Linked DNA regions of Homo sapiens: region 1 is linked to region 2. The links are chromatin loops, found by intact Hi-C in ENCODE. Cell type or tissue: IMR-90. All regions are shown on one strand. Each heading gives the region's core, and the rest is flanking DNA. Links, peaks and the distances in the headings are about the cores only.

What was found. Hi-C counts contacts between places; a loop is a spot of excess contacts. Peaks named below come from ENCODE experiments on the same cell type or tissue, not always from the same donor. Only the 100,000 strongest peaks of a DNase experiment are listed, where the experiment ranks them.
Region 1: a loop joins it to region 2, with 2.2 times the contacts of the local background. A loop is called at or near these places in 16 of 110 quality-filtered maps.

The regions. Positions count from the first base shown.
Region 1 is chr12:31,873,386-31,878,761 of GRCh38, reverse strand. LINC02422 (long intergenic non-protein coding RNA 2422) reads left to right here. Exons shown (of 2, transcript NR_135029.1): 2 at 869-1,793. Among named protein-coding and RNA genes, the nearest start is that of LINC02422, 11 kb to the left of the region's middle. RefSeq lists an enhancer at 3,053-3,347. In IMR-90, for the core only: no CTCF peak of the experiment used is centred there; a DNase peak (open chromatin) is centred at 3,211.
Region 2 is chr12:31,942,049-31,947,424 of GRCh38, reverse strand. No RefSeq gene overlaps it. Among named protein-coding and RNA genes, the nearest start is that of RESF1, 15 kb to the left of the region's middle. In IMR-90, for the core only: no CTCF peak of the experiment used is centred there; no DNase peak of the experiment used is centred there.

The sequences.
Region 1 (5,376 bases), core at 182-5,181, 69 kb after region 2:
TCACCAAGACGGAACATGATTTTCCTATTTGCTGGATCTGTGTCTCCCAATTGCAATTCCTGAGACCCAGATTAAAATGCATTTTCTTTTGTTTGCCACTCCACAGTGTTGGTTTTACTTCTTATTAGTTGGCTGGCTCAAAAGTCCAAAAAGGCTTCACTCAATGCGTGGAGCCCCAGTGGTCCTCCACGTGGCCTTTCTCTCTCCATGTAGTCTCTTCTCTTCCAGTTGTCTTGGCTGAGCTTCTTCAAAGCATAGCATCTAGCTTCCTGAAACAAAAATGGAAGCTTCCAGGCCCCTGAAAATTTAAGCCTAGAACAGGAACATAAAACACAACTATACTGGGAATAAAACCTTTCCATCACTAAATTAGGTTCAAGTGGTGGTGGGGGGAGGAAGTGGGCCTGCAAATTTCCTGACATTAGACAGTTTAACTAGAGGGAAAAAGAACATGCTTTATATTCATACATGTGACAGCATTAGAAAGCAGTAGCTTGCTGAACAGCTAGGGGTAAGGGTATATTACAACAACAATTTAATAGGCAGAAGGAGCGGGAAAGCTAGAGCTTCTGTGGGAAGTACAAATGGGCTTTTAGGGAAACCAATGGCAGGTATTACAGTTTATGATAATGTTTGTTTATGCAATTTCTCACCCAGGTGCTAACAGTCAGGCTCCTTCCTGGCTGGAAGCTCCCCCAGAGAGGGGATTTATGGCAGCTTCATTCTCCAAAGGCCCTGCCTATAGTCAGATAAGGGAAGCTCAGAAGAGGCTTCTTTCTGCATCTATAACTTGAATGTCTTAAAAGAATCATTGTACCATAGGGTGGGTTGTGATTCCCTTTAACTTCCACCTCATTCTGTTTATTAGTCAAGGGAAGTCGCAAAACCAGACGGAATTCAAGGGAAGGAAACCGACTCCGCCTCTGATGGCTGCAACAGTATGCACATTCAGGGAGGAAAGGAATTAGCAGTGGTCATCTTTCTGGACCATCTACCACAGTGGCTAAAGTTAACACCTAGAAAGGAAGGTCGTGTTTTCAGCTTCTTTGACTGCTGCTCCAGGTGTCAAACCCTGAAGGGTGAGCTGACGCTAAAGACTGAGTGGTTATTTTTTCCAGAAGAGGAGAAAGATTGAAAATGTGGCCGGCCGATTCTCCCTGATGATCACACAGACAGACCTGCATGACAGTCAAACAGACAGGCCTGCATAGCACCCCAGTTACACAGACGAATTTCCCCAGAGCTGCCTTAACATTGAGCAAATAGTTAAACCTAGGGAAATTGGTGCCCAGACAGCAAAGCTAGAAATGAAACATATGGTCAGTAGGAGCCTTGCGTGGGCTTCTCCCTAACCTGGAGCAAACCAAAATAATAGAGACAGTCTTTCATTCCTAGTGCCAGGACCCGTCTCGGGTCAACGAAATCTGAGACAGTCAAGGTAACAGAGGCAGCTGTTCGAATAGATTCATTGGAGAGTCTAAGGCAGCCCTCCAGACCAAGCTGTAAAGCAGATAAGATAGAAATAATCACTCTGGTACCACAGTAGACAGGCCTTGTAGGTACTGGGCCGCTCACAGCTTAATCCGACTTAGAAAGCATTTTTGCCTCTGACCTTCTAGTTGAAACAAAATTAGTTACCAGTAGACTTAGGCAAATGCTACACTGCACACAGGCGCATAACCCCAACCTATATAAACACTAAGACAATTGTTGACACTTTGAGTTGGCCTGGTGGAATTATCTCCAGCCTTCTGCCTGTATCTGGTTACAGCAATAAATTCCCTTCTTTCCTAGTCTGTCTGCTTCTCGTTATTGGGCCTCAAGAAAATGCAGCCGGACCCGGCTTGGTTCCGGGAACAAAAATGCATATTTTAGGTAGGATGTAATTACAGGGATTGACAATCAAACACATACAACATACTGAAACCATGGACTATGTGTAGCATTAGACAGAAACAGGAAGCACCCAGGATAGGGAAATGGCTGCTTCCTGGAGTCTCTCCACTGCCACTCACCACTGCCACACTGGCTGCTCAGATATGTGGTTAAGAAGCCAAGGCTCACGTGCCCAAGAGTGTTCTGCCCAGGAGGGGAAAAATTCTTTTTCCTTCTACTCATTTTAGATTTACAGGCTGGGCCCTGTAAATTAGATTGACAAAAGACAGATTAACAAGATAAAAACGTTTTTATTTTATTTTATTTATTTTTTATTTTTTTATTTGTATTATTATTATTTTTTGAGACGGAGTTTCGCTCTTGTTGTCCAGGCTGGAGTGCAATGGTGCCATCTCAGCTCACCGCAACCTCCGCCTCTCAGGTTCAAGTGATTCTCCTGCCTCAGCCTCCCGAGTAGCTGGGACTACAGGCATGCGTCACCATGACCAGCTAATTTTGTATTTTTAGTAGAGATGGGGTTTCTCCATGTTGGTCAGGCTGGTCTCGAACTCCCAACCTCAGGTGATCCGCCCGCCTCGGCCTCCCAAAGTGTTGGCATTACAGGCGTGAGCCACCGTGCCCGGCCAAGAAAAAGTTTATTTTTATTTATTTATTTATTTATTTTTGAGACGGAGTCTTGCTCTGTCACCCAGGCTGGAGTGCAGTGCAGTGGCCCCATCTCAGCTCACTGCAAGCTCTGCCTTCTGGGTTCACACCATTCTCCTGCCTCAGCCTCCCAAGTAGCTGGGACTACAGGCGCCCGCCACCACGCCCAGCTAATTTTTTTCGTATTTTTAGTAGAGACGGGGTTTCACCTTGTTAGCCAGGATGGTCTCGATCTCCTGACCTCGTGATCCGCACGCCTTGGCCTCCCAAAGTGCTGGATTACAGGCGTGAGCCACCGCGCCTGGCCGAAAAAGTTTTTTAACATGTGCTGCCTGTATACACATGGGAGCATTCAGTGATGAGTAACTAAAAAGGGTGGCTAGAACTGGGGCTTGTCCAGCATCTTAACAAAATGATGAAGGGAAACAGTGACGGGTTAGTCAAAGCACATAAAATGGAGTCGGGAGGCCATTTCGGTTTGGACCTCAGGCCTGTCTTTTTAAAAAAAAAATTAAATTAATTATTTATTTATAGAGACAAGGTCCTACTACGTTGCCCAGGCTGGTTTAGAACTCCTGGGCTCAAGCAATCCCCCTACCTCTGCCTCCCAAAGTGCCAGGATTACAGGCATGAGTCACGGCGCCCAGCCACCCCACGCATGTCTTAAGCAGAGAACTTCCTGGCTAAACAACTGCCAAAACATCTGTGACTGCTTCCTGCTGAGCTGGGAAGTCCCCAGGAACAGGCCACCTTTTAAACAATTACAGCCTGTCTCCTGACTCCAAGACTGCTTTAGATACGATCACACTGATCATAATAGTTGAAAAACAACTTTTTTTTCCCTTCCCTTTCCTCCTTGCCTTTCCTCACCTCTTCCTTCCTCTCTTTCCCACCACCTCCCTTCCCTCTCCCCACGTTCTCACCCCCTCCCTACCTCATCTCCTATTGTCTTTCAGTATTGATGGAGCTGACATCTGACGGTGTGGGAGGCCTATGTGGATCCCAAGCCCTTGGTCCCTTGAAAAGTACAGCCTGAATCTTCATCCTGCCCCCCCACTGCAGCCCAGCCTGCAATGTCACTTATAAAGCAAACTCAACTTTGGTGTCTCCTCCTTCTCTTGTAGCTGTCACCACAGGTCTGGGTCCAACAGACCCTCTTGGCATCTGGTGGGCAGGGGAGGAGCCACTTGACTTCAAGAAGGTGTGTGAGCCACTGTCCACCTTCAGCATCCAGTCTCAGCCTGTGGAAGTCCTTAAGTTCTTTTTCTTTCCAGGCCCTGGGCTGAGGTGGTTAGTGAAGGAGAAACTGGAGAGACAGCAACTGCTTTGCTCTCGCCTCCCCTTCCCTTGCCAGGTCACACTGTGCTTTCACTCACCCAGTACCTGGTATTCTAGTGCCTGCCTTTCCAACCTCCCAGCTGACCCCAGGCCTGTTTATCTGCAGGATGAGAATGCTCCCATCTGCCCTGCATCTCCTGTGCTTCCTGGAAGATTTAGAGGAGCTTGGAAATGTTAGGTGCCGTGGACTTTTAAAGTTCCATTTTGCAAATGGGAAACCCACCTCCCCAAAGCCCCAGACCTAGCGAAAAACAACTTTTCTAGTCGCCCCTTTCCTGATTCATCCTTTTTTTCTTTTAAGGCCCGAGTCTCTTTTTTGATTTCTGGAGCACTTCTCAAGGTAACCTGGAAGTGTTTTCAGACTGCAGTCACTCACATTTGGCTCAGATAAATTATTTGACGTTTAAACCATGCCTCAGTTTTTTCTAGCTTCATAAGAAAGAACATTTGTAGAGAAATGATAATACAAAGGAAAACGACTTTAAGTTTCTAGGGTGATAAATTGTGGGAAAGTAAATATGTTTAAATGGGGGAACTAATAGATGGTAAGAGCTAGTTAATGAAGTTTGAAATGTAGATTCCTCTGGTGTCATCTCTGGGCTGATAAGAATCTACAGTTGTCTCCAGTGATTAACTTTGGTCCTTCCTGGTAGAAAGGGAAGGGCAGACACCTTTAAAAATTTTTGTCCTGGTGAACCAGGCGTGGTGGCTCACGCCTGTAATCCCAGCACTTTGGGAGGCCGAGGCGGGTGGATCACGAGGTCGGGAGATCGAGACCATCCTGGTTAACACAGTGAAACTCCCTCTCTACTAAAAATACAAAAAACAAAATTAGCTGGACATGGTGGCGGGCGCCTGTAGTCTCAGCTACGTGGGAGGCTGAGGCAGGAGAATGGCGTGAACCTGGGAGGTGGAGCTTGCAGTGAGCCGAGATTGCGCCCCTGCATTCCAGCCTGGGCGACAGAGCGAGACTCTGTCTCAAAAAAAAAAATTTGTGTCCTGGCTGGCGTGATGGCTCATGCCTGTAATCCTAGCACTTTGGGAGGCAGAGGTGGGAGGATTGCTTGAGCTCAGGAGGTTGAGGCTGCAGGGAGCCATGTTTACACCACTGCACTCCAGCCTGGTGACAGTGCGAGACCCTGTGTCAAAAAACAAACAAACAAACAAAAATTATGTCCTGCTTTTAGGCAAATATGGAGGGCAGGCAGAGAAGTTTTCTTGTATCTGCATCTGCTTCTGATACGGACAGGGGACAGGGAAAATACTGGTTAGAAGAGGGTGGATCCCTGGCAAAGACCTCACCTTCAAGCCTGAAGACCTGCGGCCCTAAATGAGGACAGGCATTCCTGTTTTCAAGACAAAGAGGTTGCCTTTTGTCCCTCCACACCCTCTATCCTGCCCCCACGTAAACCGCAAACCCCAAGCTCCACAGCAGAGCAGCAGGTGAGTAGAGGAGGATACCAGCAGATGGACGGTGGAACAGCACAGCAGGGAAAG
Region 2 (5,376 bases), core at 303-5,302:
TTATTGTTTTAAACCTTGGTCAATTTCAGGTTTGCATAATCTAGTTAAGAACCTTCTAAATCCTCCTACGTAAAGAGAAAAATTCATTGAAGGATTTAGGATTATTTTAAGAATTTATAGGATGGAGGCCTGGTGCAGTGGCTCACGCCTGTAATCCCAGCACTTTGGGAGGCCAAAATGGGTGGATCACGGGGTCAGGAGTTCAAGACTAGCCTGGCCAATATGGTGAAACCCCATCTCTATTAAAAATACAAAAATTAGCAGGGCGTGGTGGCACATGCCTGTAGTCTCAGCTACTCAGGAGGCTGAGGCAGAAGAATCGCTTGAACCCGGGAGGCGGAGGTTGCAGTGAGCCAAGATCATGCCACTGCACTCCAGCCTGGGCGACAGAGCAAGACTCCATCTCAAAAAAAGAAAAAAGAATTTATAGGATGGATACTGTAATCTCTATCCATGAGTTTATCTCCTTACAGAATTCAGAGATGATGAAACTCTTATATAATTAATGGATCTTCTCTTATGCTCTCCAGATAGAAGATCTTGAAGAATTTTTATTTTATATATATATTTTTAAGAGACAGGATTACACCATGTTGCCCAATCTGGTCTCAAACTCCTGGGCTCAAGCTGTCCTGCCTCAGCCACCCAAAGTGCAGGGATTACAGGTGTGAGCCACGGTGCCCGGCCAAATCTTGAAGAATTAGGGACATAACTTCTCAAAGGATAAATCCAGTTTTGTTTTGTTTTGTTTTTGAGATGGATTCTCACTCTGTCGCCCAGGCTGGAGTGCAGTGGCATGATCTTGGCTCACTGCAACCTCCGCTTCCCGGGCTCAAGTGATTCTCCTGCCTCAGCCTCCCAAGTAGCTGGGATTATAGTCGCCTGTGACTGCGCCTGGCTAATTTTTGTATTTTTAGTAGAGATGGGGTTTCACCGTCTTGGCCAGGCTGGTCTTGAACTCCTGACCTCGTGATCTACCCACCTCGACCTCCCGAGGTGCTGGGATTACAGGTGTGAGCCACTGTGCCCGGCCATAAATCCAGTTTTATCAGACTAAAGTGAATTATCTTGATCATGACATCATCATGCAAAAGGGAAAATCTCTTTTCCTTCAGAGAAAGGAAGCTCTTTATGATTTTACCTGGCCAATTACCAGAACATAATTTAGAGAATTTCTTGGACTCGTGATATTGTAGACACTGGATTCTGAATTTGTCTATACTGGCTCCCCCTTTCTATAATCAAAACTAGTTGACACACCTGAGTTCTTGTCCCAAATAAACTCACTACCCTTGAATTCCCTAATTGTTATAAACTCTACTTTCTATTTGTGTATAAAAAATCAGGAGAAATTTTAGAGGTGTTAACAGCATGATGGACATCAAAGACCCGTTTCTTGTTACATCTTCTCATTTGGCCCCGTAGCAGTTGCCTACCCTCTTTGGGTACTTACAGCTGCAAAGTTAACTAAAGCCACTGAAGACTTAATCTTAGTAGCTTCACTTAACCTCATTGTCATGCCATTCAGACCTTATTGTTCTTTTACTTTTTAGAGATGGAGCCTTGCTATGTTGCCCAGGCTGGTCTTGAACTCCTGGGCTCAGCAAACCTTCCATCTCAGCCTCCTGCATAGCTGGGACTACAGGCAAAAGCCACTGTGCCCAGCTCAGCCCTCATTCTTGAATGAAAACACCACTTTTCTGCCTCTAGATTTGAGGCAGGAAAATAGGGTCTAGAGGCAGGGAACCTAAGGCCGATTGCTGACTGGATATCAGAGACTACTCCCTTTACAACCCCTCCTTTTTCTGCATGGCAGTTGAAAAATGAAGGTACAGCCAGGTGCGGTGGCTCACACCTGTAATCCCAACACTTTGGGAGGCTGAAGCTGGCGGATCACCTGAGGTTGGGAGTTTGAGACCAGCCTGACCAACATGGAGAAACCCCGTCTCTACTAAAAAGGCAAAATTAGCCGGGCATGGTGGTGCATGCCTGTAATCCCAGCTACTCAGGAGGCTGAGGCAGGAGAATGGCTTGAACCTGGGAGGTGGATGTTGCAGTGAGCTAAGATGTCACCATTGCACTCCAGCCTGGGCAACAAGAGCAAAACTCCCTCTCAAAAAAAAAAAAAAAAAAAAAAAAGGAAACGTGAAGGTACTTCTGATTGGTCCCCTCCCGCATCCTATCAGACTGGTTCTTGGCCACTACTTTATTTGCATAGAACCAACGGGAAACCTCTAGAGGGTATTTAAACCCCAGAAAATTCTGTAACCGATACTGTGAACCACTTGCTGGAGATGGCTCCAACCCTGGGGAGTGTACTTTCATTTAAAATAAATCTCTGCTTTCACTGTCTTGCTTTGTGTGTTTGTCCAATTCTTTGTTTAAAATGCCAAGAACTGGGACAGCTACCCTCAACTGGTAACATATTTTGGTGAGCCAGCCAGGAGGTAAGCCCAAAGTTTGGGATTTATTTTTCTCTTTTTCCTCTTTCTCTTTCTCTCTTCCTTTCCAATTTGGGATCCTTGGTGGACAGCGCCTAAGCATGGAGGCAACAGCATGTTTCTGGCCAGGGCCACTCTCCAGTGAAACTGAAAGGTTTCCATGTGGAAGCGCCTGACCGCCACCAACTGGCTTGAGACCAAGTCCTTTACTTTTTCGGTCTTTCAGCGGCCATTTTCTAGTAGACTGTTGGTAATTGAAGGCAACTGGCTGGGGCCAGTCTCTGGTGTAACCTGAAGGCCAAGGAGTGAATGGGGATGGCTGCCTTGCCTGGAACGGGGAAGGACTCTTTTCTATCTTTTCTGGTTATAGTCCCTGATCCCTATGTGTGACGTAATTGGCAGTGGAAGCTCACCCGGGGCTAACTCATACATGTTTCAGGTGACTTAAACCTTCTTTCCTTATGCTGAATTCTTTCCTTCCCTACTCGACTGGCTAAGGACAAGTCAGAGGGCTTGGGCATGTTGTAGATGGTCTGTGTGAGTCATGGGGGTGGATTCATAAGAGGGAATTTATATACAATTTAATCTTGCCTAAATGTAGAGAGTTAAATAATTGTTTTAAGTGGGATAGGAAAAAAAATCCAAAGGTTTGACTACAAATTAATTCTAGAAGTCAAGGCCTTCATCCAGGGACAAGAGGGAAAGCTCATAGTGGGCCATCAGTGGTGGAGGGAACCATTCCAAAGTGGTGCTAGCACCCATGTGAGTTTAGCGACATCTGACAGGCTAAGATGGGGCCCTTAAGGGTATGCCCCCTGGGAACCCCAATCAGGGGCCAGAATTTTTCCAGGGGGATACCCCAGCTAAAATTTCGGTTACTTAATGAGCCCTCAACTTTTCAAAGTTCTCTTCTCTTTTCTAGACCACTATGGGCAACTCTCCATCAATTCCACCTGATTCCCCACTTGGCTGCATCCTCTGGGATTGAAATCAATTTGACCCTGACAATCTAAAGAGAAAACGTATGATTTTTGTTTCTCCAATACTGTTTGTCCCCATTATAAGCTCCCCAGCCTGGAACAATGGGTGGTCAATAGTAGCCTTAATTATGACACCATCCTGCAATTAGACCTGTTTTTTAAAAGGCAGGGCAAATGGTCAGAAATCCCATATGTATAGGCCTTCATGGCCCTATACCAAAACCTAATAATTCCCCCACAGGGAAGTCCAAAGGCAGAACTAGATATTATAGATGACCCCCTTTTACAAGGGCCACCTGTCTCTCAGGGTGAACAGCAACTGCCTCCATATAGCCGCTTGCCAAGTGTTCCTGAGGCTAAAACCCAAACACTGGGGACCCTACTCAGTCCCCCTCACACTCGGAGGGGAACAGCACATTCAACTCTCCCTCCAGCCCTGCTACCCCTTAGGAAGTAGCAGAAGCCAAGGGGCCAGTCCTAGTGCAGGTCCCCTTCTCTATAACTAATATACAATAACATAAGGGAAAGTGAGGAAGCTGTTCTGAGAATCCCAGGAAATTCATAGATGGGCTCCAGACTTTGACCTTAGCCTTTGATCTCTCATGGAGGGACGCTCAATTCATTCTAGCAATCTGTTACACCTCCTTTGAAAAGGAACACATCCTTGAGGCTGCCCGCCAGGAAGCAGACAATTTATTTGCCCGAAACCCTCAGGGCAATCACCCAGGACCAGACACAGTCCCTACTACTGATCCTAACTGGGACTATAACACACCCATGGGAATGAACAACTGGGCTAAATTTCTTTAGGCTCTCCTTGGAGGAATGAGAAAGGGAATAACTAAAGCAGTAAATTATGATAAAGTAAGGGAGGTTACACAGGGAAAGGAGGAAAATTCAGCCATGTTTCATGGCAGGCTGGAGGAAGCTTTTAACAAATACACTAATCTGGACCCTTCTTCTCCCAAAGGCAAAATAGGAATGGCACAGCATTTCATTAGCCAATCTGCCCCAGCCGTTAGACATAAGCTCCAAAAACTACAGATGGGGCCACAAACTAATCAAAATCAGCTTCTTGATACCACCTTTATGGTTTATAACAATCGTGACCTGGTGGAAGGAAAAAGGGAGCAAAATAAAACGGCAAGCAGGCTGGGCACAGTGGATCACACCCGTAATTCCAGCACTTTGGGAGGCCGAGGCAGGCGGATCACCTGAGGTTGGGAGTTCAAGACCAGCCTGACCGACATGGAGTAACCCCGTCTCTACTAAAAATACAAAATTAGCTAAGCCTGCTGGCACATGCCTGTAATCTCAGCTACTCAGGAGACTGAGGCAGGAGAATCACTTGAACCCAGGAGGCGGAGGTTGCGGTGAGCCAAGATTGTGCCATTGCACTCCAGCCTGGGCAAGAAAAGTGAAACTCTGTCTCAAAAAAAAAAAAAAAAAGAAAAGAAAAGAAAAATGGCAAGCCAAAATTATGGAAGCCATCATTGGCGATGCTGTGAATGCCCAAAGAGTGTCCAAAGGAAACCAGAAGAGCCATAAGGATAATGCCAGCAAGGGCTCTTGCTTCAAATGCAAGAAAGCTGGGCATTGTGCAAAGAATTGTACTAAGCATATGCCAGGCCCTTGCCAAAAACGTGAGGGTACTGGTTATGACCCCTGGCACTGGAGGATTGACTGCCCCAGTTCCCACTGAGGGGCTCAGTCAGTCAAAGCTCTAGCAGTACAAAAGGAGGAATTAGATGAGGAGCCCCGGGTAACTCTGGCTGTGATGGGCCCCCAAATTCAGTTTCTTTTTGATACAGGAGCAAATTAGTCTGTCCTTACTGCTTGTGCAGGAAAACCTTCCTCCCAGTCAATGAGTGTTATGGGAATGGAAGGAAGGCCACAAACAAGCTTCTTCACTCCTCCTTTGATTTGTCAATTTGAGAAACAATTTTTCCAACAGG